Linked DNA regions of Homo sapiens: region 1 is linked to region 2. A link is a contact called in ENCODE Hi-C or POLR2A ChIA-PET data. All regions are on one chromosome and are shown on one strand. The core of a region is the stretch at or near the end of the contact, and the rest is flanking DNA. Distances in the headings are between cores, read along the strand shown.

The links. A loop is a pair of places that touch in the nucleus more often than their neighbours do. ChIA-PET counts read pairs that join two places held with the same protein, here RNA polymerase II (POLR2A). Pooled maps may share reads with other maps.
Region 1: a map of Calu3 shows a loop between it and region 2 (2.1-fold over the local background). The contact joins two enhancer-like sites. A Hi-C loop is called at or near these places in 3 of 168 maps with a recorded cell type or tissue (Calu3, PC-3 and psoas muscle) and 5 of 50 pooled maps. POLR2A ChIA-PET finds 5 or more read pairs at or near these places in 2 of 52 experiments (PC-3 and activated T-cell).

The regions. Positions count from the first base shown.
Region 1 is chr1:61,449,435-61,454,997 of GRCh38, forward strand. The region is part of intron 10 of NFIA (nuclear factor I A); the gene reads left to right. Among named protein-coding and RNA genes, the nearest start is that of NFIA-AS1, 200 kb to the left of the region's middle. RefSeq lists an enhancer at 2,689-5,084. Within about 2 kb of position 3,822, at least 23 of the 41 ENCODE cell types and tissues checked have a DNase peak (open chromatin) inside an H3K27ac peak, as active enhancers do.
Region 2 is chr1:61,224,618-61,229,833 of GRCh38, forward strand. All of the region lies in intron 2 of NFIA (nuclear factor I A), which reads left to right. Among named protein-coding and RNA genes, the nearest start is that of NFIA-AS1, 26 kb to the right of the region's middle. Within about 2 kb of position 2,239, at least 8 of the 41 ENCODE cell types and tissues checked have a DNase peak (open chromatin) inside an H3K27ac peak, as active enhancers do.

The sequences.
Region 1 (5,563 bases), core at 2,572-5,071, 230 kb after region 2:
TAATTAAAGTTTAGCAACTGTGACAGAGGAGAATCCTGAGGGTAAAGGCCCCAAGAAAGACCCCTCTGAAGAAGGGACATCTAATCTTAGAACCCAAGGACTAGTAAGCATTAGCAAAGCCAAGGAGTGGGACAGCCTGTGCCCAGGCCTGGCAGGGAGAAAGCATTTGGCTTTGGGGGATCCGGAAGAAGTTTAAGGCAACAAAAGTGTTGAGGACAAGTGGTGAAAAGATAAGGCCACAAAGGTGCCGGGGCCAATCCCGGCCCATTACGGTTTTAATAGTTTTCTGTACAATAAACAAGTCTTGGTTCGGAGTTACTGAAAACAGACTTTCTTTAATTAAGAAAATAAAATCAGGCAAGAAAAATGATTACAGAGATCAAAGCCCAAGGCTGGCAGTACCAGTAACTAACACCTGTGTACAGCATGACACCCTTTTCAGAAGAAACCAGTGTAAATCACTGCTGCCTCTCATGAATACAGACTGGTCCTCACAAGACTCTGAGGGTCCCAGGACAGGGACTGGCTTGCTTGAAGTCACACTGCTGGTCAGTGGAAAAAGTGACACCAATCCTGAGTCCTTTGGACACTGGATACTGGGCATCGTTCATTGCCAGAAGTTTATAAAATCCTATTGGGAGAAAAGCAGGCTATCTGGTATCATGAAGGGTCTAGAATCTAGCCACTGCTTCCTGATAGACAAGAAAGTCCTACAGGGCAGGGACTATATTTTACTCATTATATCCCCAGAGCCAGCATACATAGCACCTAGCACATAGAAGGCCCTTAGTGCTTGTTGGATGAGTGAATAAATGCTCCCAAATGGTTTATGCGAATGTGAGAAACTCAGAGTCCACTGAGAGACCTCATCCATTTCTATCATATTGAGATGGGCAGAAGAGACTACTGGGCTTTTGGCTGATTTGCCAAGGACAACTCATTTGGGCTAAACAGTAGGCTTTAGTCCATCCACAGAAGTGCGGGAAGCCAAAAATGACCCACTGGAGTAGTGTGAAGTAGTAGTGCAAAGCTAACACCTCCCCAAGAGAGAATGCACAACAGCGACAGCAGCTCCTGGAGTCTTGGCTTATTGGTTGGCTGAGTCCTCTTTGGGGGCTGATGAGGAGCTGGGCCTGCAGGGTGCGGGGAGGCCAGCCTGTGTTTGCACATTTCCGTTTTATGTGTGTGAATGTCCTCAAATAACCCACCTTGCCTGCAGAAGAAAGCCAAGTGTCACACCCAGTTCTGGATTCCACATTAACAACCTCCTTCCGCAGTGTTAAACTTTGCCCTTGTTGAGGCCTTTTGTTTAAGTTTTTAATCTGAAAAACAGATTCTGCTGCATCACAGTCCACTCTGCCCTCTGCCCCTGCCACCCCAGCACTCTCTGCTCCTTTTAGGGGTTAAAGTAAAATACAAAATACAAAAAATGTTTCTCAGACATTTTTCTTTTTCCTCTAGAATGTGCATCCTGCCCTCTTAGTAAAAAGAGGATGTAAAAAGCCTTTTAAAAAGTTGTTGCACACATTAGAGCATTTGTTGCTAACGCAGGGGTTGAGGCCATGGCCCGCATCAGCTGTGTCTTCAGCAGCCCCATGACCACATTTTGGAAGACGGCCCCTGTGTTCTGATTGCTCTCTGTGAGGCGTACGAAATGGAAGAGATTGGCACCGTCAGAGGTACCTTCTGCCATTTCAGGCTTCCTGTTTAGGATGCAGTCGGATAGATATTGTTTATGGTTCATAAAACCTGACTACTGTGAGTATTCCAGAATCCCAGCGGAATGGGATTCGAACTTTCATGGAGCTGTAAATTAACGGGCGGCAAGTGTGATAAAACTCCTTAGAGAACTGTGAGGGGAAAAAGTCGTGCTGCAATGGTTAAATGAAATTTTATAAGCACATTCAGTGTGGAGCTGTTTTGCATTACATGAGTTGAATACCTTAGAGACGCCACATCTGCAGGCACTTTATTAAATCCTTAGTCAGCACTTTTCCAACCTGATGAGATTACTTCTTCATTTGACTGGAGAAAAGGAAAGCTGAGCTCTTGTCCTGGACTGCAGATTTCTTTTGATGTTTCACCTTGAACATTGAAAGAGGACAGTCACCCCACTTCCCTCCCCACTCCCGCTCAGCACATCCCAAACTCTAGACATTGTGAATGTTACCGACTAATTTTACGTAACTGGAGCCTTGGTGGGAGTGTGGATTTGTGGACCTCCACAACAACTATAGCTGAAAGTTTCTGAGGAAAAAATAGATCAAAGCTCTGTGTTTACTTAATGTAAATGTATCAAGATAACATCATCCTATATTGCATTGTAATAATGCCACTCACTGCACATAGGGAGGGAGATTCCTTTGTAGTCCATTTGGATACAGTAGGGTAGATTAAGGGGCTATAAAGTACGAAGGCAGAAAGCATATGAAACCTAAGCTTATGTCACTAAATGTCTGAGGATAGTTTTTGTTTAATGTGTTACCATTTTCCCAGTGATTTGCTGCTCAACCCCAACGATCGAATAAGCTCAGATTTCTTTTATGTTTTTCCTATATGACCCAAGAAGAAAATATGCAGAATCATTCTTCAATTAATGTTCTAAAACTTGTACTGCTTGCATAATAGAAATTATAAGAAAATATCACAAGAGAAAAGTAGGCTTTTACAAACATTATATTGTCCATCTGGTGTTACTAGCAGCTCATGGAAGTTTCTAGGAATTGACTGGCTTACACATGTGTGACTGTCACACTCATCCCAATGGGATTATGAGTGTCTTTACAAACTGATTAGGAGAAAATTCAGGGAGATGTATGAATTATTATTATTATTATTATTATTATTAGAACTATCTGCCATCTCTGCAAATAAATGATTTAATCAGAGACTTCAAAAAAGAAAAATTCCCTGTGTGGTTCCCCTAACCAACTTCCTGTTCTGGAAAACCTTGGTCAAGTAGCTGGGTTAATTGTCATGAAGATTAGTGTGATGTTGAAATAAGTACTAATGGTCAAATTATAGGAGTGAACAAGTTTAAGAATAGGTTTTGGTTTGGGCCTGAAAGGGTTAATTAAGGTTTTTTCACGGGTTATTAAAGACCCCCAACCTCTGCCTTCAGGAGTCATATTGACACCCCACCACAGGGCAGCTCAGCCCCTCTGTTGACATGTTGCTGGTCAGAGCACAATAGCCTTCTGTGTCTGCAAATCATTGCTAAAATCATCTCAAGGAAAAAAAAGTTTGAAAGCTTTAACGTTAGACAAAAGCCCAAGAGTTGCAGCGTGCAGCCCAAAAACCTGGAGTCAGCAACTTCTATTGATTAAAAACTAACCTTTAAAGTAACTCTGAGAGTGTGTGGTTAGCATTTAAATTTAAACATGTCATGAGTTGATTTGTGTTACTGAATACCAACTCAGAAGGAGTAACATTCACATCGCATTTTTTTTTTCTAATTCCCTTAAGCAGCTAAAGTATTTCATGAAATGTCAATAGGGCAAAAAGAAAAAGAGGTGGGGGGCTGATGCTGGGCCTTGTAGTTTTCTTTCCCATGCAAATATCCACCCCCCAAAAGAAAAGTGTGCAGAGTGAAACACAATAATTAGTCCTTTGTCTAACTTTCCCAAGTGCCAGAGAAAGACAGATTAATTAAATATACAACAATGTTGGTTTTTGGAGTGGGGGTCTTGCTTGCTGTGTAGGTCATAAATTAGGCAGAATAAATACTTCAATGTGTTTGCAGTGGGCCTGCTACGTCAGAACCACTGGAAGGTTGGTGGGAGGAGAGCAGAGGGTTTCTTGCTAATGATAGTCACGTCTGGGTCTGTCTGGTTGCTCTTAGCAACCAGACATGATGTAACACCAGGATGAACTTGAACTTGGGGGACTTGAAAAGAGAACAATAGACCAGAGCAATCAATAAAGCCTATTTCAGTGAAGGATTACAGAGCTGCTCTGGGGTAACCTTGTCGGCAAGGCACATACTGAATAGTAAGATGTGTGAAGAAACTTTTTTTTTTTTTTTTTTTTTTTTGCTTTGCTTTTTAAGAGAAGTGCAGAGGCACTGCAGATTTTTGTAGTGCCCTGAGGTCTCGTCCAGAAACTGTGGTGTGGAGAACTGCTCCCCCTGCTGACTCACTGGGTGCCAGGCCTTTGCTTCAAGAACTACCTTAGTGTCAGATTGAAGAAGTCTGGAATTTCACAACCGACTTAGAAAGTGTGAAAACAGAAATAGTAAGCATTATTCCCCGCACCCAAAGTTTGAACCTGTTTTGTAGAAGGGAGGAAGCGGCTCTAACGTGGATGAGAGTCAGCTGTTAGGTAGAGGCCTACTAGAAACACAGTTTGGGGTTTGCTTTCTCTCTCCTTTCTCTCCCCCTCTTCTTTCTTTTGTCCAGCTAGATTTAGGCCATGTGTATTTGCCAGGCTGATTTCCTTTCAGGACACAAGAGGCTTTATTGTGTTCCTCAAAGCATGTGGTCAAAGAATAACATCTGAAAGTCTACAGGATGCGTAGTTTTTCGGTCTGGGCTTAAGTTTTTTAAACTCCTCTGGAAATCAAAGGTGGCTTGTGTGACTAGGAAATCTTATACCAAACTCCATGTAGCTATCACTTAGCCATTCATCCCTGGGGACCAAATGAGTCCTTACATTACCTAATGGAATCTCTTCCACAGGGATGATCCTTCACCTGCCTGAAGCAACCCAATTAGAACCCTTTCTGATACCGTCAACTTAAAGAATTCAGAAGCATTGGTTTTTGTTAGGCCTTGGTAATTTTTCTGTAAATAATGATAAATGTAGTGAATTTGTCAAGGTATCTCTAGAGAAAAGTCGGCAAAAGCCACATACTTTTTTATTTCACTGGAGAAACTAACTCTGATGTTAGTCCATAATTGCTCATTCTGTCTAGCTAACAGAAAAAGAAATGCCAGCAGATAAAGTGATATATGACCAGACAATTGCTCAAAGCTAACCACCTAAGGATTTACGAAAGGAAAAGGTAACCAGTAACTGGGCCTGGCAGGCACACAGAAGGCTCTAAATAAATGCTGCATGGACGCAAGCATGAATGAAGGGTACGCAGTGGCCTCATTTTTCCTTTGGACAATGTGGTACTTAATAGAGTAAAATCTTGATCCTACTTAGTTATTATGTTTCATGTTTGAAAATACCATTTTAGATATATTGGGCTGAAAGGAGCATCTTCCCTCATAAAATCCTACATATGTAAGGAAGGAAAAATACTGTGACTTGCTCAAAATCACCCAGGAAGACTGGGTCCAGCACTTTTTCCACCTTACCTCCACTTATTCTTGTGTCGCTATTGACCATCTGGGCCTGTTAGGAGAGTGTCACAATCATGGCTTCAGTGCCTGCACCTCATTTGAAAGGAGATGTTGAAAATCATCAGAGTAGCCATTCATTGCCACATGAAACCCCTCCCTTTACCCATTCTCCATTCATTCAACTCTTCTTCATTAAGAACGTTCTGTATTCCAGGCACTGGGCTAGGCACTGAGGATTGAATGATAAACAAGATGGTCAAGTTTCCTGCCCTCCT
Region 2 (5,216 bases), core at 989-3,488:
TAAAAATTAATAACGCTCTAGTCTCCATTTGGTACCAAGTGCCTGGTGGTGGGGGACTCTGTCTCAGAAGCAGTGATACTTGATTCAGTTGTCTCACCTCCTCTACTCATCTATCCAGTCCATTGCAATTTACTCTAAGTACTTCAAACTGTGTCCTTGGAAGACAGAGTTGCCTGGAGCTATTCCAAGTTGGCAAAGGGATGTTCTAATAAAGCTCTTAAGTGGTACTACTTGCTGATCAAGAGCAGAGGATAAGGGTGTTGAAAATGTGATGCTGCAAAGGTCATTTCATGAGGCACTAAAGTCCATTTTTAAAAGGTCTCCACTCCTTTCACCCCATAATTTTGAGTATTGGAAAGATTTACTAATGAAGCTCTTTGCTGTGTTATCCCTGCCAAGAAACAGACTTTAAAAATATATTATTTTCCAGATTCATGACATAGGAATCTATTGAACCCTTCCACCTTAAGTTTGCTCCATTCCTCAAAATGTGTTTCTATCACTTATATATTTTGTTTTTTGTTTTTTTAAAAAACAAAAAAAAAAGTCTGTGAGAAGGAAATTGATTTGAAGGTTTTAGCCTAAAACACAGTAAATACTCAATGTAAAGCCATTACATGAGTTTTTATGTCCATAGTACTTTTTTTTTTTTGAGACTGAGTCTCGCTTTGTTGCCAGGCTGGAGTGCAGTGGCCCAATCTCAGCTCACTGCAACCTCTGCCTCCCGGGTTCAAGTGATTCTCCTGCCTCAGCCTCCTGAGTAGCTGGGACTACAGGTGCATGCCACCATGCCCAGCTAATTTTTGTATTTTTAGTAGAGACGGGGTTTCACCATGTTGGCCAGGATGGTCTTGATCTCTTGACTTTGTGATCCGCCTGCCTCGGCCTCCCAAAGTGCTGGCATTACAGCTGTGAGCCATCGCGCCCAGCTCGTACTTTTTTTTTTTTTTTTTTTGCATGTGAAAGAGATGGAGCAACTATAGCAGGAAATTTTATTTTGTATCACCAAAAGGAAGTTTGCTTGTTCGTATCTACGATTGACATCTTCAGTACTTGCTGAATAAGCACAAATGATTCCTTTTCTATCGCAATATATATGTTTGCATCTACCTAAGAGATTTTAGATTTGTGAGTGTATGGAGCCCTCATTAGTATGAGAGATTAATTTATTTCAGTGTTTGAGCTGTTACTGAGCTTAAAATCTTAAAAAACACACACAATACAACACCAGCTCTGTAATCTTTTTACCGAGTAGACTATAATAATTCCAGAAGATTTAACATAGTTTATTAGATGAATGGCTTGCAACTTTAAGGGACCATAAACTTATATTTAAAAATTATCATAAGTAAAACAGGATTCTGACAGTAATGCATGTAATCTAATTCACTAATGTATCAGTTGTGAATACTTTTTAGATATCCAGTAAACTAAAATGAAACAGTGGACATACAACAAACATGTGTAACAGAAGAAAACCCAACTTTAGAAGAAAGTAGTATTTGTGTAATATTTAATGTGGTACGATAGTAGTAGCATTACAAGATTAGTGATCAGCTGGGGTTATTAAACCAAAGTTTGCCTCATGCTGTCGACGTTAAGCAGCCACTTGGTAAAGCCTGGGAAGTAACATGTGCCTCAACAGTTAGCACTTAAAGACTGTGTTTTAACGAGTCTCCAGATATGTATTTACATGATAGACCATACTAACACCTTTTAGTGTTATCTGTCAATCAAGATTTCATAATATTCCTTTACAAAATGTATCTGCTGTCCACATCCATTATCCTACTCTACTTACTTTGTATTTTTATGTATTTATTAGGAATTCATAGTCACCTGACCTCTTGGCAGCCATCCCTAAACTTCACATTAACCCTGCTTCTCAGGGATTGCAGGGGTCATTTTAACCCCCATGAACCTGAAAGGTCCAAATAATTCAGTCCAAAGATGGTTGAAAAGGGATCTGCAAAGTCTCCTCCCACAAAGAAATGCTTTATTTCATGCATTTGGCAACCAACCCCTCCCATCTTTTTATTTTTATTTTTATTTTTGGTAAAGGGATTTTACATCAGACAGATATTATTAAAAAATTTTATTTAACACTCAGACACATTTTATTCTAAAACGAATGCTTGCTCAAGAGTCTAAGAAGGCTTCATGGGAAGAGCAAAGCAATCTAAGCCATATGTATTGGGCAGGTTGCCAGTTGTTTGCCAATATGCCCAAGCCACCTGGCTGTGCATTCAGCCAAGTATGCCATTCCGACCAGCCAGCTTTAACCTCCCGGCTGCTTTTCAGCACTTAGGAAACTCCAAAGGCCTGGGAGCTGCACTTCATTTCTCCCATGCCAATAGTTTTCACTTATACAAACTGCACAGCTACACTGACCGGTAACTCTCAAACGCCCATTTTGAATGAGCTCTCCTTTTGTTTAAAGCACCATTCACTGGTGTTGAACCAGTGCCATAAGATGAGTCTGGAGATAGCAGACTGAAACCTTTACCCATATGCCATAGACAGACACTTTGACTGACAAGCAGCATTTTTTTCCCAAGCCTGTAGCGACAGGGTTTTGTGATTCTGGTTTGCTGAGATTTGGATTGGCTTTATTTGCCGCTGGTTTCAATTTTATTTTGGGTGGTTCTAACTTTTAAATGTTTGGAAACGTTTGTTCATTTGATTTTCCCTTTTTGTTTAGTTTAGAAATTGGTTGAGCTGTTTCATAATTTATCAAGCTTGATTTCATAATCTTTGGCAATCTAGGTCAGGAATCATGCAGAACAGGCACGATTTGATGATGGGATCTTGAAGACTGATTCGTTCTTTTTAAAAGTCACGATAGAGAAAGCTTTACTCCTGAAAGGCGGTATTCTTTCTTTCATCAGGGCGTAAAAATTATATAATGCCTTGTTTCCCTTTTTGCCTTGGCTCCCAAGAAACTCAGAGATAAGTTTAATTCTTAACCTTGGTGAATATTTCAGCCTAAGTTTTTGCCCCCACTACTTCTCTAACCCCTGCAGTTTTTGTTCATGTTTTTCTTCTTTTATGGACTTAAATGTGTATGTGTGCTAATTTACTATATGTTTATGAACCATCTCAAATTATTTTTGGAAGGTAGATGAAGTAACCAGTAAGTAAATAAAACTTCAGATTAGAAACTTTAGTCTATTCCTAATTAAAATCTTTAAGTGGCCTTGTCTGGTATCATAAGCAGGTGTTTCAGATTCATTATCTCAGGTTTTAAATGAGGAAAGCTGTGAATATTTAAGCCTAGAAGTTTCATTATTATAAATTTTTGTGCTAGCCTTTGGACTGACCAATTTATTATTTTCTATCACTATTGTGGTCTGTACATTCTCAAGTTGATGCCATTTCCCTCTTCCCGGCTCAATGACCACTATCTCTCAGATCTTGAAGATCTGTTTTGGCTTGGTTCCAATTTAATCAGTCTGAATGGATCCTATTGAGTAACTTGACTCATTCACCCTGCTAAAGAGAGTCTGAATACACTATTTCTGAAGGTTTTTTTAAACCTATTATAATGTTCTTTTTTATTAGAATTGTCAGTCATTTCAGGAAAAACATGTGATCTGTATGTAAGTGTGTTTTGAGAGTCCATTTTTCATCCCATTAATAAGACCCATTCGAATTGTAGCATTTTGGCCAAAGTCCTGTGACACACTCAACAAAGCCGTGAGCAAGGTGGAGTTGCACCAGCTCACAAGATGGATAGACAGAGCTGGGGGAAGTGTCCCAGCGGGTTTTTGCAGTCTGTCAGAGGAGCTGCAGCTGTAACCACCCATCTGTGCATCCTTGGCTTGGACTGGGCTTCAGTATTGAACACTTACCCTGAAGAAAGATGTTCAAAGAAATGGATGGTGTGGCTCAAATAATAATGGCCAAAATGTGACAGGGTTAATGTTGGAAGAGAAAAACTATTATGTTCCAGAAACTATGAGATTTAGCTTTTTGGCATTTCTAAAATTTTAAAATTTCTGCAGTATTCAATTCATTCATTCATTTTGTTTTTTTCTGGACCTGGTAGAAATACTGGGCTTTCTGTATTTTTTAAAAAAAATGTGTACATGAAGGTTTTCGGTGTAATGTTAAATCCAAAAGAATCCTGAAGATCATATTAGTAGTATTTTCCCTGATTTATGTTTATATCTTATGATTTAAGCTTTCTTCGTTAGGCAGCCACATTGTATGTCTTTGCTCTCTAATGTTTATTATCTCCTCATTTATTCTGAGATATAAATTTTTCTTTTGAAAACATTTGAGTGCAACAATAAGCTCAATAATCCTGAACAAAGAAAAGACTATTAATTATTTGTGCCTTTAAAGGTTAATTATTTCAACCTTAAAAGAATCTTATAAGAACCCATTAATAAAAAAGAATGCAAATATATTGCCCAAAAAAATACACAAATTATTGTCTTTCATATAGGGGAGGAAATAAATATGTTTCATCTGAATTGTCTGAAGTAAGTCATGAATGGAGTCAGGGTAAAAGAAAAAAAAAAAGCAACGTAATTTTTTCCTTTATTGGAACCAAATTTCTTAATTCCTCTGTACAAATCAACTTGACCATTTTATTGAACTAAAAAGCATAAAATATAAGATCACGTTAAAGATATTCTTAGAAAGATAAATTACTATGTCATTTTTCTCAATATAACCCGCAAATTACTCAGTCATATATTCTGAAAATAAATATCTTTTGTATTTATGCTTGAAATTTTGTGATATATTTATAGTGCAGTGAATTTTTCATCCCATCTCTCAAATATTTTCTCATGTACATAGGCCTCCAAAACATCATTGTTGCTCTAGGTAAGATCTTAGGAAATGTTTTATTAAAATTTCTTGTATTTGATTTTGTTTGATAAGCTCAAACAAAAATGGAATGTGAAACTAGATGTCATCTCAAAGAGAAATCAATATTGGTTCATTTATTGAATGCCTACTATGCTAGGTGCTATAAGAATCCCATCCTTGCTCTGTGATCAAAGTCTGATTGAATCAGGAGCTGTGTGTCTTTCCTTCCTCCCCAACATGCATTTATTGCCTTTTCATTCAAATTTTAAATATTTTAAATGTTGACTTTTCTACAAAAATCTGGGATACAGGTGTGAAAACCTTACTAAAAATCATGTGGAACAAAAAGAATTTGATACAATTTAGCATTGATTCCAAATTTTTTAAAACCAGTA